2 separate regions of the Mus musculus genome follow, and region 1 is linked to region 2. A link is a contact called in ENCODE Hi-C or POLR2A ChIA-PET data. All regions are on one chromosome and are shown on one strand. Each heading gives the region's core, a stretch centred on a gene start or an enhancer-like site at or near the end of the contact. The rest is flanking DNA. Distances are from core to core; before and after follow the strand shown.

The links. A loop is a pair of places that touch in the nucleus more often than their neighbours do. ChIA-PET counts read pairs that join two places held with the same protein, here RNA polymerase II (POLR2A).
Region 1: a map of v-Abl transformed pro-B cells shows a loop between it and region 2 (2.5-fold over the local background). The contact joins the enhancer-like site here to the promoter of Myo10 in region 2. A Hi-C loop is called at or near these places in 4 of 37 maps with a recorded cell type or tissue (gastrocnemius, heart and v-Abl transformed pro-B cells). POLR2A ChIA-PET finds 5 or more read pairs at or near these places in 3 of 5 experiments (Patski and embryonic stem cell).

The regions. Positions count from the first base shown.
Region 1 is chr15:25,677,714-25,683,734 of GRCm38, reverse strand. All of the region lies in intron 2 of Myo10 (myosin X), which reads right to left. It also overlaps the pseudogene Gm2862. Among named protein-coding and RNA genes, the nearest start is that of Myo10, 58 kb to the right of the region's middle. Within about 2 kb of position 3,299, at least 1 of the 3 ENCODE cell types and tissues checked has a DNase peak (open chromatin) inside an H3K27ac peak, as active enhancers do; it is heart, where a contact is called at or near this core.
Region 2 is chr15:25,619,564-25,625,384 of GRCm38, reverse strand. It overlaps Myo10 (myosin X), which reads right to left and starts at 2,835. Exons shown (of 41, transcript NM_019472.2): 1 at 2,355-2,835. The coding sequence starts at 2,375.

The DNA of each region.
Region 1 (6,021 bases), core at 2,050-4,549, 58 kb before region 2:
TCCTCCATAGAACACCAGTATGAGAATATTTTAGCACTGGGCATTTTTCTCTCATGAATGCTAAACCAATGTCTAGTGCACTTCAGACACACATTAAACATCTAGCCAAAAGACAATAAATTTGGAGAAACATCCAAATGGTGTTAAATAAATGTATTCATTTCTGAAGATACTTGTTCACGAAGTATCTGAACTGGAAAACTCAGTTATGGAAAAAAAAAATCAATTTATTTTGTTCTTCCCCAATTTGGTTTGAAAGCTTTTCAACATTTCAAAGCAGCTGAAATATATGCCAAACCATACAAAAGAAATTAAGATGGCAGGCTAAGCACATCTGCTTTGACCCAAAAAACAAAGGCTCGTTTGCTGTCTTCAGAGCCAGCCTACTAAAGGCGCACACAGGCCAGATGGCTTCGATTCCCTTTCCCCAGAGTAACTGAAGGGGCTGACATTTCTACTGTTTACTCAACGAGTCTGATCCCGATGGCCACGTGAGGTACAGAATTTCTGTAAGACAAAAAAGGAATGCTTTTAGGCGAGCGAGAAGTTAACTGGCCTCCATTAACATCCCAGGAGCTGTAGTCTGTCCTGCCTAGGCCAACATCAGTACGGAGAATGCCTTCATCAGTGACCACCGGACACGCAGCACAAAGCTATTTCTTATTTATGTTGGCTTCACACAGTAAATCCAACATGCTGACCTCTAGCTGCTCACACAGATTTTAAAAAGAATTCTGAAGGAAGAATACGAGACATTGTCGGTTACAGATGTAAGACCCAAAAGGGACACTAGTGGGGGTATGGGGGACGGGGGGAGGGGGTGGAGGGCCATGCTTAGGCAAGCTTAGGCCATGGCCCAAATGGCTTAAGGCAACCACCTGAAAAGGTGAGGGGAAGTAGCTGGCAAAGGTCTCATCTGCTCCCTACGTTGCCCTTAGTAAAACCATCACAGTGTAAGACCTCTGTTTCTTTCTTTCTTTTTTTATATTGAAAATTTTAATGTAAAAAAGACTAAGTCAATTTTTTCTTTTCTTTTTTTTTTTTTTTTTTTTTTTTTTTTTTTTTTTTTTTTTTTTTTTTTTTTGGTTTTTCGAGACAGGGTTTCTCTGTGTAGCCCTGGCTGACCTGGAACTCACTCTGTAGACCAGGCTGGTCTTGAACTCAGAAATCCGCCTGCCTCTGCCTCCCAAGTGCTGGGATTAAAGGCGTGCGCCACTATGCCCGGCCTAAGTCAAATTTTTAAAGCAAACATGCCATAACAATATGGCGCCATTTCCATAATCAATGCCCATAAAATGGCATCAGTACAAAAATCTAAGCAAAGACCGTAGAGTAGCAAGTAGAGTGCCAGGGAACGCTGGCTTTAAGAAGAAGCTTTAACAGGTAAAAAGGAGAGCATAGGGCATAAGTGGAAGCATGCAATTCAAATTTACAAATTATAAAAATTCTCCACTCTTATAGCTGGTTTCTTTTGAATGGCTAAATTTTACCCTAATTTTTTTCCCATCAACAAGCCAATTGGACAAACTCATTTATCCAATTTACACGTAAATTTACACGTAAGTAATGTAGAAAAACCAGAGACATTATTCAGATGAGTAAATTCTATTCGTTTTCATCATCTCTGTGATCAGGTTGCAAAGGACAAGCTTTTCTCTTTGCTTTTCCTAAGCCACTGCTTCCTGCTTCTTCAGGAACCTGGCTCTCCTCTTTAGACTCTTTAGGGGACAGCCTGAAGAATTCCCCGATGCCTTTTTGAGCTTGGGAGTTGGGCGCACACAGACTGGGTTCCCTCCTGCATACTTATTTTCAGCTTTTCTCGATGAACTTGAAGAATTGGTGACAAAGGTGGAGGAGCCAGGCACCCTCCTAGGGGCTTGAGAAGCCAGCGCTTTTCTGTAGGCTCCTGGGAAGTAGTTCGCTTTGGGCTGCACCATGTTCACACAGGAAGAGACAACTTTCACCGACACCCCAACTGCAGATGTCTCAATTAGAGAAGAACCCCAAGACCTCTGTTTCTTTAGGAGGCCTATTTTACTCTTTGGAGCTAAAGCCTCTCAAGAGAGAATGAAAGAGTAGTTCTGAGATTCCGATGATTTTGTTACTGGTATTTCTCAGCCTTTGTATTTCTTAAGAAAAAGTCACACTCAAACGCAGACCAGTGGCCTTAGGAACATCACCTGGTCCACCTAACTCAGTTGACACTGAGAAGTCATGTCCTCAGATCTGAAATTTTCCCCTGTTGATGCCATAGAGAAAAATCAAAGGAAACGAACCGATGCTTACAAATGACATCCTAAAACTCAGAAGGCACACGTGACTGTGGGTCATGTGGTTGCTGAGAAAGATCAGGCTGTCGCATCTCCTTACAGTAACCCTTTGACACTACTCAAGCAGGAGAACCTAGAGTCTGTAGTAAATTCAGAGGTATACAGATGTTTGTGTGTGTGCGTGTGGAAGCCTGAGGCTAATATCAGAGTCACCCTGGATCTCTTCTCCAGCCTAGTCCTTTGAGGCAAGGACTCCTGATCAGACCCATGGCTTTCACTGCAGCTACATCATGGAGACTACATTCTTGGTGCCCTTCCTCTCCGCCTTCCTAAGCTGTAATTACAGGCTGCCGTGCCGACCCAGCACGTGCGTGGCTCTGGGAGTCCAAATCCTAGGCCTAATGTCTATGCTTTAACCAGGCCCCAGAGCCTACGTTTAAAAAATACGATACTCTACATTAGCAAATTAACTGGTCACTGTGTGTCTCTGTGTGGAGGAATGAACAAGAACTTCCCCCGTAAGCTTGGTTATCTCGTCTGATTCTCAGTCTGTGGTGCAATGTGGAGAGGTCACAGGAGGTTATAAGGTTAGAAGCCTTGCTGGAGGAAATACATCCCTGGGAGTAGACATCTCCCCACTTCTCATTCTCTCTCTGCTTACACTTGCCAGTGAGAATGTGAGCCCTTAGCTTCCGCCTCCAGCCACCATCCCTGCCATTTGTCATACTCCCCTGCTAGGATGGACCACAGGACTGTCAGTCCAAATAAACTCCCCTCTCTACACTGCCTTGGCCCTGGTGCTTTACCACACAGCCACAGAAAACTAACCAATTCACTCCGCATGTCACGGAGAAAGCCATTCTCTCCTACAGACGAGCTACCAGTAGCACGCTCTCCTGCTTAGGCAGAAGAGGCAGGAGAAGGGTCCCCGGAGACCCTTGGTGTTTATCTATGGCTTCAGAACTCGCCAGACAGGAAGGAAGGCAGCTGTTCATTCTCAGAGGCTGTCTGTCACACCACGGGCTGCCAACACACTGTGCACTGCACTTGAGATCCTGGTGTCAGTCTCCCTTGGATGTCAGCTAGCCCTCTTCTCTTCTCCAGGGTGAGGAAAGCATCCGCTCCCGACACTGAGTGATAGCATTCACATCAGGCCTCTTGGAGAAACTCCTAGCTGTGCCCACTCAGCTTCCCTCATGCCAGGCTTCTTCCACAGCGCCCACTCTCCAGACCTTACTGATCTGTCGGTCGTCTTAGAGGTAGGAGAAAGTGCTGCCGTTTTCTCAGACACGAGACTATATATTGCATTTGGGAGGCAGAGACAAGAGGGAACCAGTGTCAAGGGAATAAGGTGGAAGCCACGCCCTGGCCCTCTGCACACATGAGCATGTGTGTTTCTATCTACACACATCCATGCACATATAGCACACACCCATACACACAGCTATCATACAAAGATCTTTTAAAAGACAAGCTATTTCTTTCTAGGTCAGACCATAGCTCAAGCTTATGACTATTATTAATGAATCAAATCCTAGGTGCTAAAATATGGCTGTAGACACTTTTGCTCTTTTTTCCTAAAAGCCACATCTGCAAACTATTTTAGGATCTCTGTCTGAGCTAGCAATGAGCCGATGATGTGGAATGTGACCATGCCTTTCCTTGGGCTATAGGACTTATTTTCCTTGTGGTATTTACATCTCTGCAAAGAGCATCCCAAACTGGGCACCCAAACCACGCCTGGAGTTTCAGATGTTCACTTCTTGGGATGCCGACATCCCAAGCTCACTTTTGCTGCCTCCAGCAAACTTTGTTTACTGTTTTCCAAGGAACGGTGATTACAAATGAATGGTGCAAAACAAGAGACGAGTTAGAATAAACGTTTAAAATGAGCTATGTTCAAGTTCTCATTATAAATACATTATATGCATCTTTTAAATGAGATATGTTCAGATATATCGGGGTCGGGGTGGGGGGCGGACCAGGTAATGCTAGAGTTGAAACAGCAGCAAGGTGAACCTCCCTGGTACCTCCACTGAAGACAGAAACTGGGTTAATGGGCCAGGATTTGCCATCTACAAGGGAACTGGCAGCACTCCTGGGAGGCGTGGTCCCTTTCGAGTTCTTGGTTACAAAAGCTCCCTGAAACAGGACAGCATATGTTCCAATCCATTGTCACAGGAGTGGCTGTCTGGGCTCAGCCAGTTTACATCTGTCATTAGCTCTATTTGCAAGAGCAAAAGCAGATGCCTGGATCAAGAGACCATGAACTCTGCCTAGGCAGAAAGATGGGTCTATTTCAGAACAGAGGATCATTCCAGGAGTCTGAGATACTTGCTCAATTCTCCAGGGTGAGCTACCCTGTTACTCTCTCCGGAAGACTCCGAAATGGCATTAATTATTGCAAAATCACTCCGTGAACCACTTGGTACATCCAAACAGCAGCTCCCTTAAAGAACACCCCCTAAAATACAATTTCTGCATTAGGAAACTTTAAAACAGCTTTGCGCTGAACCTCCAAAATCAGGGCTGAAGTTTTATGTCAGATTGCAAAAGTCTCCTCTAAAGTCTTTAAAAAAAAAAAAAACCCTTTGGGGCTGTTCTTTAAATCAGAAACTCACGTGGTATAATCAAAATCACCTAACATATCAACCATGGTGCAAACTGCAGACATTTCATCTTCAACAAGCTCGTGAAAAATGTATCCACAGGGATAGTTTAAAACCAAATTCCAAAGAAAGGCCTCTTCAAAAGGCGCCTTTCTCGGAACGTTTTAAAGGTATCCAGGAATCGTTCCAGTAAAGCAAGAGGGGAGGGAGTCTGAGCCTAGGGTGGGGACTCTGGACCTCAGGCAAGGGTGGGGTGAGTGGGTGGACATTGTTCTTGCTCATTGGGATCCTGGGGTTCTGACCAGAGGAGGAGACAGGAGGGATGGAGCCCCACTCTGGAGGGACAGTTCTGTACATTTCCCCTTCCAGAGCTTCATTCACTTCCCCTGCCTGCTCTCCTGGCTTTACCTGTGGTTCTTTAACACCAGGTGGCACGAAGAACTAGATGATTACATCACGGCAGGCATGGGGCTCACAGAGGGTGAACGGGAGGCCAGCCTGGGCTACACTGTAAGAGGCTACCTCAAAATGAGCACCACAAAGCGGAAAGCTAGCTTCAGACACAAAGCTACCCTCGGGAGTTCTGACTGAGGCTTCCAAAAGGAGAGAGAACCCGTCTCCTCCTCCAGCCTTAGCGCCTCACTGGCAAAAGGAGCGCCTTGAGTGCCTCACGTGGCACCTGGTGAGCTAACACCAGAGGGGCTGCTTTTGTAATTATAAGCACCAGGGTCAAGATTTATACAGCAACTCGTGGGTGTTTGTAAGCACAACTGGCCTGTTTTGTAAATAGAAAAAGGAGGCATAAATCTTCCTCGGAAACGTGCTAGGCTGGAATCCACACACCCCGCAGACTTCTCCCACTTTCGCTCCTACTGGGCGTGGCTCTCCATCAAGTCCTGGAGGGGGAATGTCACAGACTGAATCCCTGGCTGACATTAACTCCGAAAAACCGTGATCTCCGGGTCTCAATCGTTCCGGACACAACAGTGTCAAGGAGGACTCCTCTGTGCTGCAGCAGTTGATGGGGAGTTGATGGCCTATGAGTGACCACCTTTGTCTTTAGAGAACAGGTATGGTGAGAACGATGATGTGGGGGTACTAACTCCCCAACCTGTCATGCCCTACAACTGTGCTTTCAAAGT
Region 2 (5,821 bases), core at 1,586-4,085:
CAAAGAGGTACCTGGCCCCCAATGACAAAGGTGGTCTACGCAGCAGCCACACAGAATCACAAGTGTCTCCTACTTCCTTGTTATCTGACTCACACATGTAAGGCCTCACTCGGTTAATTTCTTTTTTAGTTGTTAGCATGAGTTTCAAATTGTTGGCTAACAAGCAACAGGTCGTTATCTCTAAATCACAGAGAAAAGTTAACAAAGAGCAGAACACTGCTTAGTGTTAAGGAAGGCCTAGAAGCTAGCTTGCTCCTGGATACCAATCAGTCCCTAGAAGCTAGTTGCCCTTGGACACCATGTGATTCCAGCGCTTTCCAGTCTAACTGGATAAACCTTCTCAGGACAACTGACGGTGTTCTCAGACATTAAGGTAAAAGGCTCTATGTCAGGTGTGTGTCTCCCATCACTACATCACTGTTTAGCTTTTTCACCTGCCCCGCCGCTACGTGGAGGGCAGAATGCTGACAGCTGACTAGAAATCACTATGATAACATAAACACTAGAAATCATGATGTTAACATAAACATGCCAGCAAATTAAAAGCAATATATATATATATGTGTGTGTGTGTGTATGTGTATATATGTGTATGTATGTATATGTATATGTATATGTATATGTATATGTATATCCCAGAAATACCAGCCACCGGCATCAAAGGGGAAAGGCTAGGCCTCCAGTAACACATTCTTCAACCTTGGGCTGGTAACTTACTAATCTTTGGGTTAAGATTCTTCACTAGAAAGAGGAAAAATGAAAATAGGCAACCAGTAAAGACAACTTCACTGTTATTCCAATCACGGAGATCTCCTCACAGAGAAACACAGGTGAAAAGGAGTTTTTGGAATTACTGAATAGTCCCATAACTTAGAGGGGTTAGTGCTAGGGTTAAGTTTCCGCCACTAACACTAGGGGGCAGAGTTCTACCCAAGGGGAGACTTTGGTCTTCAGGCTTAGGGAGACTGGTGGCCCTTCAACAACCACACACAAGTTTTCTAAAAGATCACCAAGTCAAGAACTATTTTCCCTAGAGACAAAACCTCATTCTTCTTATAGATAAAAGCAACTAAAAACCCAGCCTAGCGGTAATTTACTGTTGTAGACCAACTCAAAAGTCCTGCTGCCTTCATACAGGTAGGAAACAAACACCCACGAATTTAAAAAGCCATTAAGGAGTCTCTAGTTTCTATATATTTCTGAGGTCTCTATTTTCTATATATTTCCCTTCTTTTAAGTAATGGATGGTTAATGTCTTTCCAGGATGCCTTTCAGGGTGACAGAGACAAACACTTTGGTAAAAGTCAATTCGAACATTATACAATACATCACTGTGGCCATTATAAGTAGCTGTCTGAGAGTACAGTAAGTGAACGTCAGACCTTGAAACACTATAGCCAATTAACTCTGACAAAGCAAGCTAGCCAAAGCACAGGCAAATTCTCACCACTCTGATTTGCTGGAAGATTCCAAGACTGTCCTGGATTCACAAAAACCTCACCCTGACTTTTCAGCAAAAAATCTCATCAGCCTCTCTCAAAGTCAGCTAAGTTTACTCTGAGCCACTTCAAACCTCAAAACTTAAACAGAATTTATTAAATAAACACAACCAAGAAAGGAATCGGGGCCAAGAAACCAGAGCGGCTCTCCATCCCTGGGGGAAAAGGGAACTTTCAAGTCCCGTCTCAAGTAACTGTGGTGTCCCGCCCTCAAAGACCCTAAAGCGGGCATCGGTTTCATCTTCTAAAATAACCATTGTTTGCCCTAAACAAATTTTATTTAAACTCGAATTCAAGATCTGCCAAAAAAAATGGCATTAAAAACAAGATCATTCGGTCTCGTACTCTGGAATTATCTGCAAACCCGACCTGAGCAGTACTAGTAAAGTAAGGACCCCAGACTTGAAAGCCCAATGAGGCAGGGCAAGCAGTGACCGAGGACCCAGCCGGCCGGCTCACACTTCGTTAGCCGGCTCCTCTGGAAGCCACAGGAAGCCCGCACGTTCAGCAAAGGAAGTCCCAGACCTTTCTTGGAGCAAGGCACCTCCCGGCTGCGCCTTTTACCGCGTTTCCTGCACCCGAGCCGTCCGGTCCGCAGCTCTCCCCCACCCGGCGCCCGGGGACTCACCTGGCGCGGAGTGTCAGCTAGCCACCCACGCCCGGGGACATGCGAGCGCAGGACAAACTCAAACCTGCCTAGGCTTACTCATCCGAGACTCGGGGCCGGCGGAGGGAGTGGGGTTTCAGGAGATTCCCACAAAGTTTCCCCTCCTGGGGACGCGCAGGCGCTGGGGCGCGCTCGGTGTGCCGGTCCGGGTCCCGGTCTCAGCCAGGTCCTCCCCGCCACTCACTCACCTCGGGAAAGAAGCTGTCCATTGTTCCGGCGCCCGCACCTTCCCGGCACGGCTCCAGTCGCGGAAGTCAGCGCAGCGGCAGGTCCCGGGAAGCCACGCGTGTCACGGTGCGCCTCGGGGCGACTCCAGCCCGCGGAGCCGCCGCTCTGCCATCCCCCGGTCGCTGCTGCTCCTCCGCACCTTTTGTCCGCGTCTCGGACCTCCTCTGTCCCAACCACAGCCTTTGTCTCTCCTTCCTCCAAGTTCCTCACTTCTGGGCGAAGTGCTCCCGGGAGGAGAACAGCTGGTGGCACATTCTTCCCGAGCTGGGGGAGGGCCGGCAAGGGGCTGGCGACGCGCCTGCCTCCCTTGGAGCTCCGCCGGGGGCGCTCGGTCCCAGCGGGGGTGGGGTGGACGACTTCGGATCACCAGCAAACCAACAACGGTGAGCTCTCCCGCCCCAGGCGCGGCCGGCTCTCACCAGCTCTCCGGTCTCGCTTACCCTTGTGCTCGGTCCGCCCCGCCCTCAATCCCAGCCCCCAATATATAACCACGCCTCCACGAGTAAAGCCACGCCTCCTACGGACCTGGCCCCGCCCCCAGAAACTCCTCCAACCTGCGGAGACTGAGCGTCTGCTCTCAAATATACCCAAACCCCGCCTACTCGACTCCTGGTCACGCCCATTATAGCCCCGCCCACAGCCTGCTCGGGCTTCCTACATGCCGCGCCCTCTCCCAGCTACCACCCAAACCACGCCCACCGGATGCGCGGCCCCGCCCCTCGGAGCCCTGCCCTGTGCTTTCCCTGAGAGCGGCGGGTGCGCGGAGTCCCAGCTACCGCCTAGATCCACTCTGAATCCATAGAGCAGTGTGCTTCTCCTGGGTCTTCTTGCCACCGGCCTAGGCGCTATTAGATGACTTGACTCTTCCCTCTGATCGTAGATACTAGAAAGTTACCCGGGACTGAAGAGGAGGGGCCCCACGGCGGTGAATGTTAGACACCCCAAGAACCTGCTCCACGTGGATCTCATCATTGCGACTCTATCGTGCGATCCCAGGACAGGAAGCGGAAAACAGGAATCTGAACTTTTGAAAGCTGCTTTTCCTTGTTGAGTTTCTCTGCTCCAAGTGGGTTTTTTGATAGCCACAGGGAAATGTTTTGTATACTGGAAGGGGACGTGTCCTATAGCACTTGTAACTGTAACCTCTTTTTCTGGACGTAAAGGAAGTAGAGCAGATGCGAGAGAGATGGGTAATTGCTCTCGGTTCACCAGGAGTCAGTCCTGATTCTCACCGAGACAACTCCAGCTTTATTGTGGCCAGGAATCTGGGGATCCTGTAACACGGACTGGGATTCCTAAGTCTGCTTTCCTAACAGGAGTCCAGAGGGCCCTCCAAAGCTGGTGCTTGGCCCACTGCAGAAAGAACTCCCAACAGCTCAGAAGGAGTTTCCTTCTGTAGCAGTTTAGCAAGATCAGGTCACCCAAGTACTGGATCTATGAACCCTTTGAACCAACCGGCTGGGTGTTGTCAGACTCACTCCGGAACCACACAGCTGGTCCAGCAGCAGGTTGTTAACTGGCAAGCTGGGAACAACAATGAACTGACTTGAGAAGTTCTACTTAAAGGATTTGTTAACTGCCAGCCGCTTGAGAAAGATACTTTCCAGGGCAGTCTTTCTGGAAACAGACACAGCCTTCACTATCCCAAGCTGCACCCTGCCTGGTTAGGTACCCGCTTCTTAGGTTTTTTTTTTTTTTTTTTTTTTTTTCCAGATGTTGGAAGATCAATCACATATTTGGCTTTTTCTTGATGTCCTATCCACCTGCAGTTGGGAGAGTCGAAGCTTGTGCTCAGACTGAATGAAATGGCTGAACATGTGAACCATCTTGTCATCTTTATTTGGGAATTTAAGCATTATTGAACTCCAAAGCATTACATTAGTGTTGGTGACCTTACTCCCATCTCCCCACTTTGAGGGAAGATTCAAGGTATAAACCAGTTAATGATACATGTGCTATGCCACGTGGCTGGTTTTTTCCACGGGTTTACACGAGGCTGAAGGAAGGTTAAGATGGAGCCAGAACAGATATCAAAAATGCTCAACACAACCAAAGTGCTTAGTCAAATGAGCTTTGCCACCAGCTGTGTTCAGGTAGGGCAGCTGAACAATTATGCCATTATCCCATTAATCTACACACATCTCTGCAAGAAAAATGATTTAAAGAGCTGGTTAGAGTATGTGGGTGTGAATTGGTTCCCAGCATCGGTCCTGTTCCAGACTCGTTGGGCAACCTTGGCCCCTGGCCTCTCAGAAGTCAACATCCGAGCCAATCCTAGCTCATCAGCTAAAACAGATGTGCTACGTTAACACAACACTTGGTAATAGAGAAGCCTGGAACTACCTAACTGTGTGGCCACTCTGGGCTTTCCCTTCTTTTTCTGCAGATTTAAAACTTTAAAAAAGAAACAAAACAAAACCTAAAGTCTGTTCATTTTTCCTTAGAGACAGGATCTGGAGTATCCCAGGATATTCTAGAATTCTCTGTGTAGCTTAAGGTGACTCTGAGCTTCTGATGTTCCCTGCCTCTAGGGCACTTTGGCATCCCCGAGAATAGAACCCAGAGCTTTGTGTATTCTAGGCAAGCACTTTACCAACTGAGCTAGCCCCAGCTGGTTGTTGAGCCTAAGTAGCTCAGGTCTGTCTCATACCTGAGGTCCTTCTGTCTCAGCTTTCTGAGCACTGGCATAGGCCTGAGCCCACACAGTAGGTTTGGGTTTTTTTGTTTTTAAAGTGCTGTTGTGTTTGTTTTTATAATTTAAAGGAATGATAAATAAATACACGTTAAAACAACATAGTTTATGAAAAACAACTATATGGTCCAAAATGCAAATTATAGTTAATAAAATGATATTGCTTGTGTATTTTTTTTGCTTAATAGAAAATATTGAGTTATTGTAGTTACTTCTGCATTTATTCTGATTCAACATGTTTTTGGTTGAACAATAATAATGTTCAAGAATATACTAATATTCTTTCATATAATTATGAATGTTCTTTATATGACATCAAAACAATAGAGGAGCATTCAAAGGGTTCATTTATGATAAGAAATCTGTAGCCATATGCATGCATAGATTTTAGTTGTTTTTTGGGGGGAGGCAAGGGGTTTGTTGAGACAAGATCTCTTAACTTAGCTCTAATTGTCCTGGGACCTAAGCTCACCTCAAACTCAGAGATCTAGGAGCCTCTGCCTCCCTAGTAGAGGAACTAAAGGTCTTGGGACATCATGTTTAGTCATAGATATATGTCACCTAAGAAGATATGGTTAATAAGTGTCCCTTACTTAACTCATATAGGAAAAATTGTACACCAGATCCCACATGCAGAGTCAAATTTGTGCAATTGTTTTGCTTATTTAAAAAATGTTGGGGCTGGAGAGATGGCTCGGAGGTTAGGAGCACTGGCTGCTCTTCCAGAGGTCTAGA